Regions from separate parts of the Mus musculus genome. Here region 2 is linked to region 1. A link is a contact called in ENCODE Hi-C or POLR2A ChIA-PET data. All regions are on one chromosome and are shown on one strand. Each heading gives the region's core, a stretch centred on a gene start or an enhancer-like site at or near the end of the contact. The rest is flanking DNA. Distances are from core to core; before and after follow the strand shown.

Region 1 (6,004 bases), core at 2,276-4,775:
TAGGACATATCCAAGCTTATCCTTGGCTACACAGGTCAAAGTTCCTCTGAACTATATGAGGCCAGATCTCAGAACAGAAAAACCACCCGCATTTTCTAAAATAAAGGGAAAGTTGGAAAAACAGACTTCCACCATGTAATCAGCCCACCAATCAAACAAACAACATCAACGAGGAAAATAATAAAGACGCTTCATTTATTATTTTAAAATGACTTAGTTCCTGAGCAGGGGAGGGGCTAGGTGAATACAAAAACACTATTTTAGGGGGCGAGGGACAGGATTCAGTTGGGAGCATCCATGTGAGACCCTGGGTGGCAGTCTCAGCACAGTAAAAACTACCAATGAAATCATCAAACTCCAACGTTGAATGACTTAGCATGCTACTTTATGTCCCTTATAGTCTCAGTCCTGACACCATTAGAATTTCATGAAACACCAAACAGTCAGACCACCTATCGATAAATCTGTCCCAGTGTTCCAGGTAAATGACAGTGAATACCTTTGATTCCAGCACTAGGGAGGCAGAGGCAGGATAATCTGTGTGAGTTTGAGCCTGCTCTGCAGGTGTCCGTCCGCAGGCTCTCTCACTGGCCTGGAACTTGCCAAGTAGGTTAGGTTTGCTGGCCAGGGAGCCCCCATGAGTCTTCTCAGCCTTCACCAGGCTGGCATTACACATCTGTGTTACCACACCCAGGTTTGTTTGTTTGTTTGTTTGTTTGCTTTGAAACTGTAGGTGCTGGGTTTAGGCTTAAGCCTTGTTTGCAAGTCGAGCACCCTTCCTACTGTTTCCCATGCTTCCTTTAGTCTATGAGGGCTCAGGTGGAAATGTTGCTGACCCCATTGTAGAATCTTTCTTAGAACCTCCCTCCAGTTGAAAGTTGTTTTTTCTTCGTTTGTTTTGTTTTCCAAGACATGGCTTTTACTGTGTACTCCTGACTGTCCTGGAACTCACTCCACAGAACCTGGCCTTAAACTCACAGAGATCCACCTGCCTTTGCCTCCCAAATACCTCGATCAAAGGTGTGTGCCACCACCCACCTGAAAATACTTTGTGTGGTGCTAGAGGTTGATTTTTTTCTTTCCTTTCCCTTCCCTTCTCCCTCTTGCTCTGGTCCTTACTCGCTCTGGGCCCAGAGGTTGAATTTTTTTTTTTTTTTTTCATAGACAGGGTTTCTCTGTATAGCCCTGGCTGTTCTGGAACTCACTCTGTAGATCAGGCTGGCCTCGAACTCAGCCTGCCTCTGCCTCCCGAGTTCTGGGATTAAAGGTATGCGCCACCACCTGGCAGGGTTGATTTTTTAAAAACTTTTGTTTGTTTTGGTTTGTTTTGTTTTTTTGTTTTTTCGAGACAGGGTTTCTCTGTGTAGCCCTGGCTGTCCTGGAATTTGCTTTGTAGGCCAAGCTGGCCGTGAACTCATAGATCTGCCTACCTCTGCTTCCTTTGTGATGGAATTAAAGGCTTGTGTCACACACCTGGCTTCAAGATTTATTTTTATTTATGTGTTTGTTACATTTGTGTGCCCAATGAGGCTGGAAAAGGCTATCAGATTCTCCAGAGCTAGAATCACAGGCAGTTATAAGCCAGTAGACTGGGTGCTAGGGACCGAACTTGGGGCTCTCTGGGGGATCAGCCAGCAAGATTAACCACGGAGCCACTTCTTGAGCCTTTCATCTTTTCCCATTCATTCATTCATTCATTCATCTTTGAGATGCTGTCTGGGCTGGAATTACCAGCAATCTGGCTGCCTCTGCCTTCCTGATGCTGGGATTAAAGACCAATCCTGATTGTTGAGTGTAAAACAAATTAATAAAAAAGAAAGGAAAGGATATGAGTGGTCCTAAGGTACGGCTAAGGAGAGAGTTTATTACAGGTAAAAAAGGGGCAAGGTGGCAGCGCATGCCTTTAATCCCAGCACTTGGGAGGCAGAGGCAGGCAGATTTCTGGGTTCGAGGCCAACCTGGTCTACAGAGTGAGTTCCAGGACAGCCATGGCTACACAGAGAAACCCTGTCTCGGGGAAAAAAAAAAAAGATATAAAAGAGGCATAGCCAGACGCAGACACATCTGGAAGAGTCCAGAGTGGTCATGACCCTGAACCATGAAGAAAGGGGAACCAGCCAGGAAGCCAAAGGTACAAAAGGAGCAAAACAAGGGGTGGGTAAACAAAAAGTCTGGATTATATAGGGAAGAGCCCCTGGGCAAAGGGCAGCCCCTCCCCCTGTGCCCCAGCTGGCCTGGAGAACCTGGAGGCCAGGTTCACTTTGGTATGTTAAAAGTTAGTCAGCTGCTTGTTGTGGGTTCAAACAGTTGTCTCCTTTTTTTTTTTTTTTTTTTTTTTTTGAGCCGAGTGCTTTGTCTGCTTTGTGTATTGTTGTGTGCTAATGTACAAAGTCATTGGAACTGGGCCGGTGCTCAACGTGTTGAATGGATGAAGCAAAACTCTACAGTCAAGGCCATTGTGTTGGTGCATGCCTATAATTCCAGAACTTCGTCTAGAGTCACCTTAAGAAGTGTAAGACCCTACTTCAAACCAAACAACTCATAAAAACACAATGAAAATAAAATACGCAGTCAAAACTATAGCGGGTGTGCGTTCAGGCAGGCGTTGGTCCAGTTCACTGGAGAGGAAGAAGGGAGTCCCCCAGGGTCAGTCTGCAGGCAGCTACACCATTTAGGGAAAATAGGCAATATACCGGGCGGATATGTGTCATTCTATGATTTCATCCAGTTAAGTCCGATGTTAAAGTGCATCACTGGAGACTGCAACCATGGTGGGTGTGTGTTAGACAGTTGTCCAAGGGTTGCATCATTCACGCGGCCATCTCTAGGACAGGTTCACCTTTTCCATCTTTTCCATGGTGGTGGTTGGGCAGTTTGGATTTACGGTGTCTGTACTTCTTCTGCCTACTTTATATTCGTGTTTTTCCCCTACCCCTCCACCATGACCAGTTACTTCAGTTTCAGAGAGTCCAGATCTAAGGCCTTGACCTTTTCTTTCCTTCCAACTGCCCAGAGGCTATGGGGCGAGGCCGTGAATCAGCACTCGCTTAGGCTAGTGTAGACTGCTTCCCCGCCAGGGGTCCCCAGCGGCTGCGGGTTAGACCCTGCCCCCCATCCGGTCCGCCTCTGCCTGCGCGCAATGCCCACTGGGAGATGTAGTCTCCACCACCCCTTTGTCCTTGGTCTGCTCTGTAATTCAGCTTGCTGCAGGTCAAACTACAATTCCCAGGAGGTCACGCGCCAGAAGCTATGCAAAAAAAAAAAAAAAAAAAAAAAAAAGGGGGGGGGAGAGGCCCCCAGGGGGCAAGGAGAGGTGGGTTTGATGAAGCTGAGGATTTACGGTAAAGTGAAGAAAGGGGCACATTAGGGAGCAGTGTAGTACTGGGGATACACTGAGAAAATCGCAAAGAGCCACCGCGAATGTTCCAGTAGAAGAGAAGCCCAGTAAATGCAGGACCGGGCGGGACCGGGCGGGGCGCGCGCATGCGCGAGTAGGCGGTGACTTTTACGTCACCCGTGTGGGCGGGACCGCAGGGGGTTGTCCGCCCGCGGCACGCATTGGAGCCGCAGCCTCCTTGCGCCGGGTCCCGCGGTCGCAGCTCGTGCCGCCTCCTTCTCCTCCTCGTCTCAGTAGCTTGCTTCGTGGGTCGGTCCCTCCGACACACGAGCTCCAAGCCGCTCCTCTCTTTTCCTGAAGCCCTTCAAGGCGGTCTTCGGTTTCCTTCTTTCCAGCCGATCCTCTTCAGCCCTGTGAAGATGGTGGACCGCGAGCAACTGGTGCAGAAAGCCCGGCTGGCCGAGCAGGCGGAGCGCTACGACGATATGGCCGCGGCCATGAAGAACGTGAGTGTCTCCTCCCCTCCCCCCTGCCTCGCCCCAGCCTCTCCCGACACCGCGTTCCTCGGCGTGGAAGGCATGCTCCAGGGGCATGTTGTCTTGTCACGACTATAGGGTCACCTCTCCATCTCACTCCTTGGAGGGGTTGGGGACGGGGGCTCATGCACCCGAGTGGTGACGCGGCCTCTTTCCCAGCCTCTCCGAGTTCGGGGCTGGGGCGGGGTCTTGCGTGGCTGGTTTCTGCTGTGGGGTGGGGGTCTCTCTGTGACCCTGAATGTCCAGAGACCTGAGTTGGGGGCCGTGCGCATCCTTTGTGCCCCACTTCCCCTCCTCCCAGTTTAGGCGTGGGGGCGGGGGGACCGCATGGATGCGGTTCCTCTTTCTCTCCCTGGTGTCTGGGCGGCGCCTTCCCCATTCACTCAGCAGGTCTCCCAGTTTGCCGCCTCCCCACTCCATCACCCCCCCCCCCAATCTTTCCCACTGACACATCCTTTAAAGACGTTTCGGGAAGAAAAAAAATGTAGGACCCCCTCTCCTAAAAGAAAAAAGAAAAAAAAACCCAGCCTCAATGATGTAAAATCGAAACCACCTTTCTCACGTTTTTTTTTTTGTTTTTTTTTTTTTTAACAAAAGGCTTCCTTTTAACCATTCCCCAAAGCAAGTCTGTTAGGAAGGGAGGGATATGTGTGTTGCTGGCATTCCCATTCATGGCCCTCTATATAGCATCTTCATTTTTCATTTTATTTATTTTCCATTTCAAAGGGTTAACTATAATGCCTTTGAATGTTAACTGACTGAGATATGCAGTTTCTCTTTTAATTGCAGGCACGAGTCTGCAGAAATTCGTTTGAGTGTAAAAAAATATTCTGTCTGATCTGATACTGCAAACAAAGCGGTGGTGGGAGGCAGTATCAAGTCATTCCAGAAGATTCTGCATTTGTCATATTGCAGAGAGCCTAGACTGGGTGGAGGCTGGGAGGATTTATTTTAAAGGGGAAAAAGTCTTTTTAAAAGAATTTTTTTTTTTTTTGTTAAATGTATCCGAGGCTTTTTTTCTTCTGACCTAATGTATCCTCGTTCTGACGAGAAGGGAATACTGTCGCATTTTTGTCTGAGATGCAAAATCCTAACTAGTTGCACCATTTTGTCAGTTACTCTCAATTTATTAATGAATTGGGGACCAGTTTGCCAGCGGGGGTGGGGGGGAGGTGCTCAATATTCCAAAATTCAGTAGAAAAATTACTATTACAGTTTTCAAAAATTAATAATTGGGTTTTCCACTCTGTTAATATCTAACTTCCTATCTTATGTAACAAAGGTTGTTAAATACATCTCTGGTGTAAAGTGGGTGCTGGAGTGCCCCCTCCCTGTTAAACCTTACAAATGAAACCCGGAGAGAGAGAGAGAGAGAGACTATTTAATTTTAAATGATTTTTTTTCTTTGTTTTTTCAAAAGGCCAGGTGCTTATCCTTTCCTAATTAAATAAGCTACAGATGTTTTTTGTTTTACAAAAAATAATTGGTTTTAAAACCAGAAATACTATTGTATTAGTGTGTTGTTACAGTTGCCTTTTTTAAATAACAGTTAAACCATTAAAGGATACAAACTGGACTCTCAGTAGGTCACTAATGCTGGAAATGTCTTCAGTTTGTGATATCTAGACTCTAATTTTCCCCTATTTCTAGTTCCACAGGAGAGCGAGTGACCTCGCACCTATATCCATAGCAACCCAGTGATGTCACACACAATGACACAGAGGCTGCAATGCACCTAAGGGCTGGTAGGGAGTTTTCAGATGGCATTTGTCCAAGGTAATGCAGAAATGAGCTGATAAGCCAGGTGGCATTGAACACTTCATCTTCTACCAGATGGGCCTTGGTCCCCAAAATGAAAATTTTATTTTCTTTTAGAAATGGGCAATGACATCTAGGCAAGCCCATTCACCTTAACACTCCCAGTAACAAAAGTTGATAGGATACTTTCAAGTTTTTAAGCATTCATCTCTCTTATTTTAAAAACCAACAATGAGGAAATGAATGGATTTGTAAGTAAAAATGTCTCTGTGGTCAGAGTGAAGAGGTAGGGTGTGCATTTAGGGTTTTCATAAAAACCTTAAAGTATGCTGGCTTCCTGCTGGCCATCTGCAGTAGCTGTTAGGGAATAAGA
Region 2 (6,004 bases), core at 951-3,450, 40 kb before region 1:
AGAGGGAGAGAAAGGCAGAGAGAAGGAGAGAGCAGAGAAGTAGAGGCCGGCCATGACCACATGGAGAGAAGGGGTGAGGGAATGGGGAGAGAGGGGGAGGAGGAGTAAGGAAGGGGGCAAGAGAGGGAGGAGGGGGCAAACATCCCCTCTTACAGTGTGCCAGGCCTACCTGCCTGCTGCCAGGCAACTGTGCGGGTGGGGTCCAGACAGATAGCACCTCTCCTGGCAGGAATTACAGAAGGGCTAATGGTTCTTAGGAGTCAGGGCCTGGGCTTGGGAGCCTGCCCTTGGCAGGCTTGTTACCCAAGGCTGTGTTTGATGGCTGTGCTGGGAACAGAAAGAGAAGGGCTGGATATGTACGATCAGAGTTAACCTGTGTTTCGAACTCACATCCCCATTCCTCCCTGAACTGGGGTAACCTGCCTACCAGGGGGGAAAGCCAGAGATTTGTAAGGCCTGGGGGTGACACACTCCTGAAACACGGCGCTTGGGGGACTGAAGCAGGAGGATTGTATTTGAAGCCAGCTTTGGTTATGAAGTAAGAGGGAGTCTGGCAAAAATAAACAAGAGCAGCTGATGGGATGACTCAGCAGATGACTCAGCAGATAAAAGTGCTGTCCTCAGAGTCTGAGGGTCTGGGTTCATCCCTGGAATCCACACAAAGGGGAAGGAAGACTGGAGAGGTAGCTCAGAGATCATGAGCACTTCTGGCTTCTCTAGAGGTCCAGAGTTCGGTTCCCAGCACCCATATCGGGTGGCTTACAAACCATCTGTAACTCCAGCTACAGGGGATTTGACCTCTCCGGGCCTCCTCAAACCTCCGTTTGCACATGGAATACACTAACACACACACACACACACACACACACACACACACGTACACATTAATAACCCTTTAAAGAAAAATATCTGGGTAGTGGTGGTGGCAGCGGGTAGCATGCACCTCTAATCCCAGCACTTGGAGGCAGAGGCAGGTGGATCTGTGTTTGAGGCTAGCCTGGTCTACCGAGTGAGTTCCAGGACAGCCAGGGCTACACAGAGAAAGGAGTCAGTAGTTAGAAGGTTTGATGATCCTAGAAGACCTTAGTCTGGTTCCCAGCACCCACAGGGCATCTCACAACCATTTGTAACTCCAGTCTCAGCAGACAAGACACACATAAACTTATGCATGTACATATACATAAATAAAATATACAGGGAGGGTTAGAGAGATGGCTCAGTGGTTAGAGAAATTGTTGCTATTGCAGAGGACCCAGGTTCTATTCCTAGTGCGTACAGGGCAGCTCACAACTGTCTGCAGTCAGACTCAGGAGCGCCAACGCCCTCCTCTCACCTCCAAAGGCATGAGGCCTGAATGCGATACACAGGCATATATGCAAGCAAAACACTCACAACTGGGGGAAAGTTTTAATTCTAACAAGATTTTGTTCTTCTTGGTGTTTTATTTTTGTTTTGTTTTGTTTTTGAGACAGAGTCTCTATATAGCCTTGGCTGTCCTGGCATTCACTATGTAGATCAGGCTGGCCTCAAACTCACAAAAGATCCACTTGCCTCTGCCTCTCTCTTTTTTTTTTAATATTTATTTATTTATTATATGTCAGTACACTGTAGCTGTCTTAGACACTCCAGAAGAGGCATCCAATCTTGTTACGGATGGTTGTGAGCCACCATGTGGTTGCTGGGATTTGAACTCAGGACCTTTGGGAGAGCAGCCCGTGCTCTTAACCCCTGAGCCATCTCACCAGCCCCTGCCTCTGCCTCTCAAGTGCTGGGATTAAAGGAGTGCTGCACCAAGCCTGGATTTTCGATATTCTGTGGAGTCTGGGGGTTGAACTGAATTTGCCAGGCCTGCGCAGCCATCAACTTCACCCTCTGAGCCACCTGACTTATGCCGATCCTGATAATTCCCCCCTCCCCCACCTTCACCTCTTTATGCTGCGAGAGGGTCTCACTAGGTAGCTGGGGATAACCTTGATCTCGCACTGTAACCCAGGCTGCTTCTCCATCACCAGTGTCTGATGCTCGGCTGTCCTGCACAGGGGTGAGGAACCACTCGGGCTTCTCTGCAACCTGAGCCCAGAGGGGGAGAGATGGCAGGAGGAGGGGCACCTGGCCTCCTAGCTCCTCCTCTTCCTCGGTGCCCTTCCTCCGGGGCTGCTCACCACACTGCGGACCACTTCCACTGTCCCTTAGCCTCTCTGCCCCCAAGGTCAGGTGGGGACAGGCTGGGGCCACCGGCAGCTCCATGGCCAAGGACACTGCCTCTTCTCTCCTTCTAGCTACGGAAAGAAAAGAAGAAAAGTCTGTGCTGATCTGTATCTCGGGGGCCCTTCCCCCTCCTAAAGTCCCTGGAGCAGAGGCAGTGATTGAAACTTGGATTATCTGGAGGGAAAGAACCCAGAACATCCCTACAGGTATGAATGCTTCAGTTGTGTGTGTGTGTGTGTGTGTGTGTGTGTGTGTGTTCTCTCTGTGTAATAACAATTTCCTTTGAAAACCTCCAGAGCCCTTTCTTTAAAAAAAAAAAAATTCTTAATATTGCATTTATTTATTTATGTGTGTGCAGGCATGCACAAGTGACAGTCACAGGGCAACTTGCAAGAGTGTTTTGCCTTCTGACATTTGGGTCCCAGGAATTGAACTTAGGTCATCAGACTTGGCAGCAGTCACCTTTACCTGCTGAGCCAACTCATTGACTACTTCCTGAGACCCCTCTGTTTCATTCTATGACTTCATAGCCACAATTTCACTCAGCCCATCAACAAACATTTTCTGAACATCATATGCCACGTACAACTATTGAATGAGATCTGGCTCTTGTCTTGGAGGTCAGACGGGGGCAGTCATAGCAATAGCTAAGCACATTAGAGCGGGCCAGACACTGGGGAAACCTTTTATAAACATTACCCATTTAATATGGCAACAAGTATAAGGGAAAGAATATGGGACCCTTTTGCCAATAAGAACAAAGGCTTCACAGCTCCTAATCACCTGCCCCACCGGGGCTAAAAGGAATTCTGAGAACATTCAAGAACCCTGGATCAGAAGTTAAGAACACCTACTGCTCTTTCAGAGGACCAGGGTCTGATTCCCAGCAATCAAATGGCGACTTACAGAGCTCTATAACTCTAGTCCAGTGACCTCTTCTGGCCTCCCGAGACACCAGGTACATATATGCTGCCTATATACACCTGCAGGCAAGACACCCGTACTCATAAAACAAGAAAACACATTTTTAAAAAGACCCCTGCAAGACAGATGTGACGTGGCAAGTGCCTTTAATCCTAGCATTCAGGGGTGGAAACGGAAGGGTCGATCTGAGTTCAAGGTCGTCTTTGGCTACTTAAGAGTTTGAAACCATCTCTCAAAAAAAAAACAAACAAACAAGCCATGGCCATTTAGGACAGGGATGAAGCAACCTCTATTGCTGTCCCTGAGAATAGGACAGGAATGAAGTATACGCGCTGAAGGCTGTGGGGCTGAGGCCTTATTCCCTGAGCATGGTGAAAAGAGTCCAGCTAGCTGTCTGGGGTGTGAGTCCCACAGGGGAGAGTGGCTTTCTCTCCAGCTCCTAGGCCGCGGAAGCAAATACCATAGTTACTGGTGAAGCTTTCTGGCAGGGGCCTTGGAGAATAGCCACCGCTCAGGGAGGGAAGGGAACTGGCCGGGGGCGGGGGGACCCTTAGAAGTGGGTGGCCTGGGAGCCCTGGGAAGGCCCAGGAAACTATCCCCACCAGAAAAGATTGGCTGGTAGCTGCCATCCTTCTTACAGTTCTCGGTTCCCGTGTCCCAGCTGTCCCCAGTCAGGGCAGGAGGAACACAAAAGATGATTATTCTGCTGGGGGCTATCCTGGGCTTCCATGAATGGCGCGTTGAAAACCTCGTGTCCACATCCGGATCTGTTTTCACCTCTCTGCCCGAATGCACTGTCTGCATGCCAGAGTGGAGTCAAAAGCCAGGGAGAGATTCTCCAGGGAGGGGCATGATGGCCCTGGGCACCTCGGACTCCAGGGATCCCACACCGGACCATTTTTCCTCTACCGATTCCTACCATGCAAACCCCCACGGTGGCTGGGAGGCAGGTGCCTGCTTCTCTTCTCCAGCCCACGCAAGCCGGGTCCTGCCCACTTAGCCCGCCAGCCTTCTTCCGCATCTGTGCTTCTGGCCTGACTCTCACTATCTGGAGTCCTGAGAGTCCGGTCAGCTTTTGAAACAGCCTCCATCTGCCCCCTGCCCCAACTCTCAACACCAGATTCACACTCTTGCTGAAGGCCGCAATGAGAGGGACACCTGTGTGCGCGACCATCTGGGTGCTGAGAGCACACACTACGTAAACTTTCACTGAGAGTCACAGGTAGAGATATTTTTCTCATCTCTGTAGTCTAGGCTGATTTCAATCTTGCAATGCAGCTGAGGATGACCTCGAACTCTTTTTTAAAAAACGATTTGTTTATCTATTTAATCTGTATGAGTGGTGTGTATGTGCACAGTATGTGCCCTGTGCCCCTGGTACCTATGGTGGTCAGAATCGCAAATCAGCTCCTCAAGAACTGGAAGTAGGGGTGGTTCTGTGTCACCACGTGAGTGCTGGGAACAAACCTGGGTCCTCGCAGGAAGTGGTCTTCAGCCTGACCTTGAACTCTTGATCTTCCTGGCTCTACTGTGTGTGTGTGTGTGTGTGTGTGTGTGTGTCTGTGTGTGTGTGTGTGTGTGTAAGAGAGAGAGAGAGTGCAGGCATGCACACACCACACATATAACGCACATGGGAGGCTGAGGTTGATGTCCGATGTCTTCCATAATCATTCTCTGTGCCTTATTTTTTGAGACAGAATCGGCAGAGGCAGAGGCAGAGGCAGAGGCAGATCTCATCTCTTAGTTCAAGCCCAGCCTGGTTGACATAGCCAGTTCTAGGACAAGGCAGAGCTGTATAGTAAAACTTTATTCAACAAAGTAAAACAAACAAACAAAAATCCCCCAAAAGAGCCGGGCGTGGTGGCGCACGCCTTTAATCCCAGCACTCGGGAGGCAGAGGCAGGCAGATTTCTGAGTTCGAGGCCAGCCTGGTCTACAAAGTGAGTTCTAGGACAGCCAGGGCTATATAGAGAAACCATGTCTGGAAAAACTAAAACAAAACAAAACAACAACAAAAAAAATCCCCCAAAAGTAGGAAGGTAAGTAGTTAACTAAGTTATTAGGGTGCTTGCTGATCTTGCAGGAGGCCCTGGGTTTGATTCACAACATAAAATGGGGCATAGTTCTATGTAACCTGGGCACTCAGGAGGTATAGGCAAAAGGGTCACAAGATCACACTTGACTTTATAACAAACTAGAGGCTAACCTGGGCTACATGAACCAGTCTAAACAACAAAAGAAGCAGCCATGTTGCTGGGTAGAGCATTTGCTTAGCATGTATGAATCCCTCGGTCAAAGTAAGTCCCACCACCATACCCAAGCCCACACAGACACACACACCAATACCCTGACACTCCCATGTGTACAGACACCCAGATATATATATATACAGATACAACCCACAAATACAGGCACGTGTACACACAGGAGCAATGAAAATAACATCTACTGGGCGGTGGTGGTGCACACCTTAGATCCCAGCACTCAGAGGCAGACACAGGTAGATCTCTTGAGTTCGAGGCTAGCCTGGTTTACATAATGAGTTTCAGGACAGCCAGGGCTACACAGAGAAACCCTGTTAAAAAAAAAAAAACAACAATAAATAATAGAATAAATAGGTAAATAAGTAAAATCTAAATATATACCTACAGCCCCTTAAAATTAACTGGGTTATTCAAGTACTACCCTTAGTGCCAACCACACTTGGGGATGTGAAGGCCCAGGGGGAGAATGAACTCTGAGCCACAGGCTCTGCTGTGCTTGGCATCCTTTGTCTTCTTTGCACAGTCTTAGCTGCAGCCAAATGCAGCCCCTTATGAATCTCTCTCTCTTTTTCCTTTCCCTTTTGTGGTATTGGGTTTGGACCCAGAGC

Evidence for each region. Hi-C counts contacts between places; a loop is a spot of excess contacts on that map. ChIA-PET counts read pairs that join two places held with the same protein, here RNA polymerase II (POLR2A).
Region 2: a map of mouse embryonic stem cell shows a loop between it and region 1 (1.9-fold over the local background). The contact joins the promoter of Ssc4d here to the promoter of Ywhag in region 1. A Hi-C loop is called at or near these places in 6 of 37 maps with a recorded cell type or tissue (gastrocnemius, left cerebral cortex and mouse embryonic stem cell). POLR2A ChIA-PET finds 5 or more read pairs at or near these places in 5 of 5 experiments (Patski and embryonic stem cell).

The regions. Positions count from the first base shown.
Region 1 is chr5:135,932,162-135,938,165 of GRCm38, reverse strand. It overlaps Ywhag (tyrosine 3-monooxygenase/tryptophan 5-monooxygenase activation protein, gamma polypeptide), which reads left to right and starts at 3,525. Exons shown (of 2, transcript NM_018871.3): 1 at 3,525-3,843. The coding sequence starts at 3,757. It overlaps Gm40346 (a long non-coding RNA gene), which reads left to right and starts at 3,850. Exons shown (of 2, transcript XR_868594.2): 1 at 3,850-5,649.
Region 2 is chr5:135,970,672-135,976,675 of GRCm38, reverse strand. It overlaps Ssc4d (scavenger receptor cysteine rich family, 4 domains), which reads left to right and starts at 2,200. Exons shown (of 11, transcript NM_001160366.1): 1 at 2,200-2,414.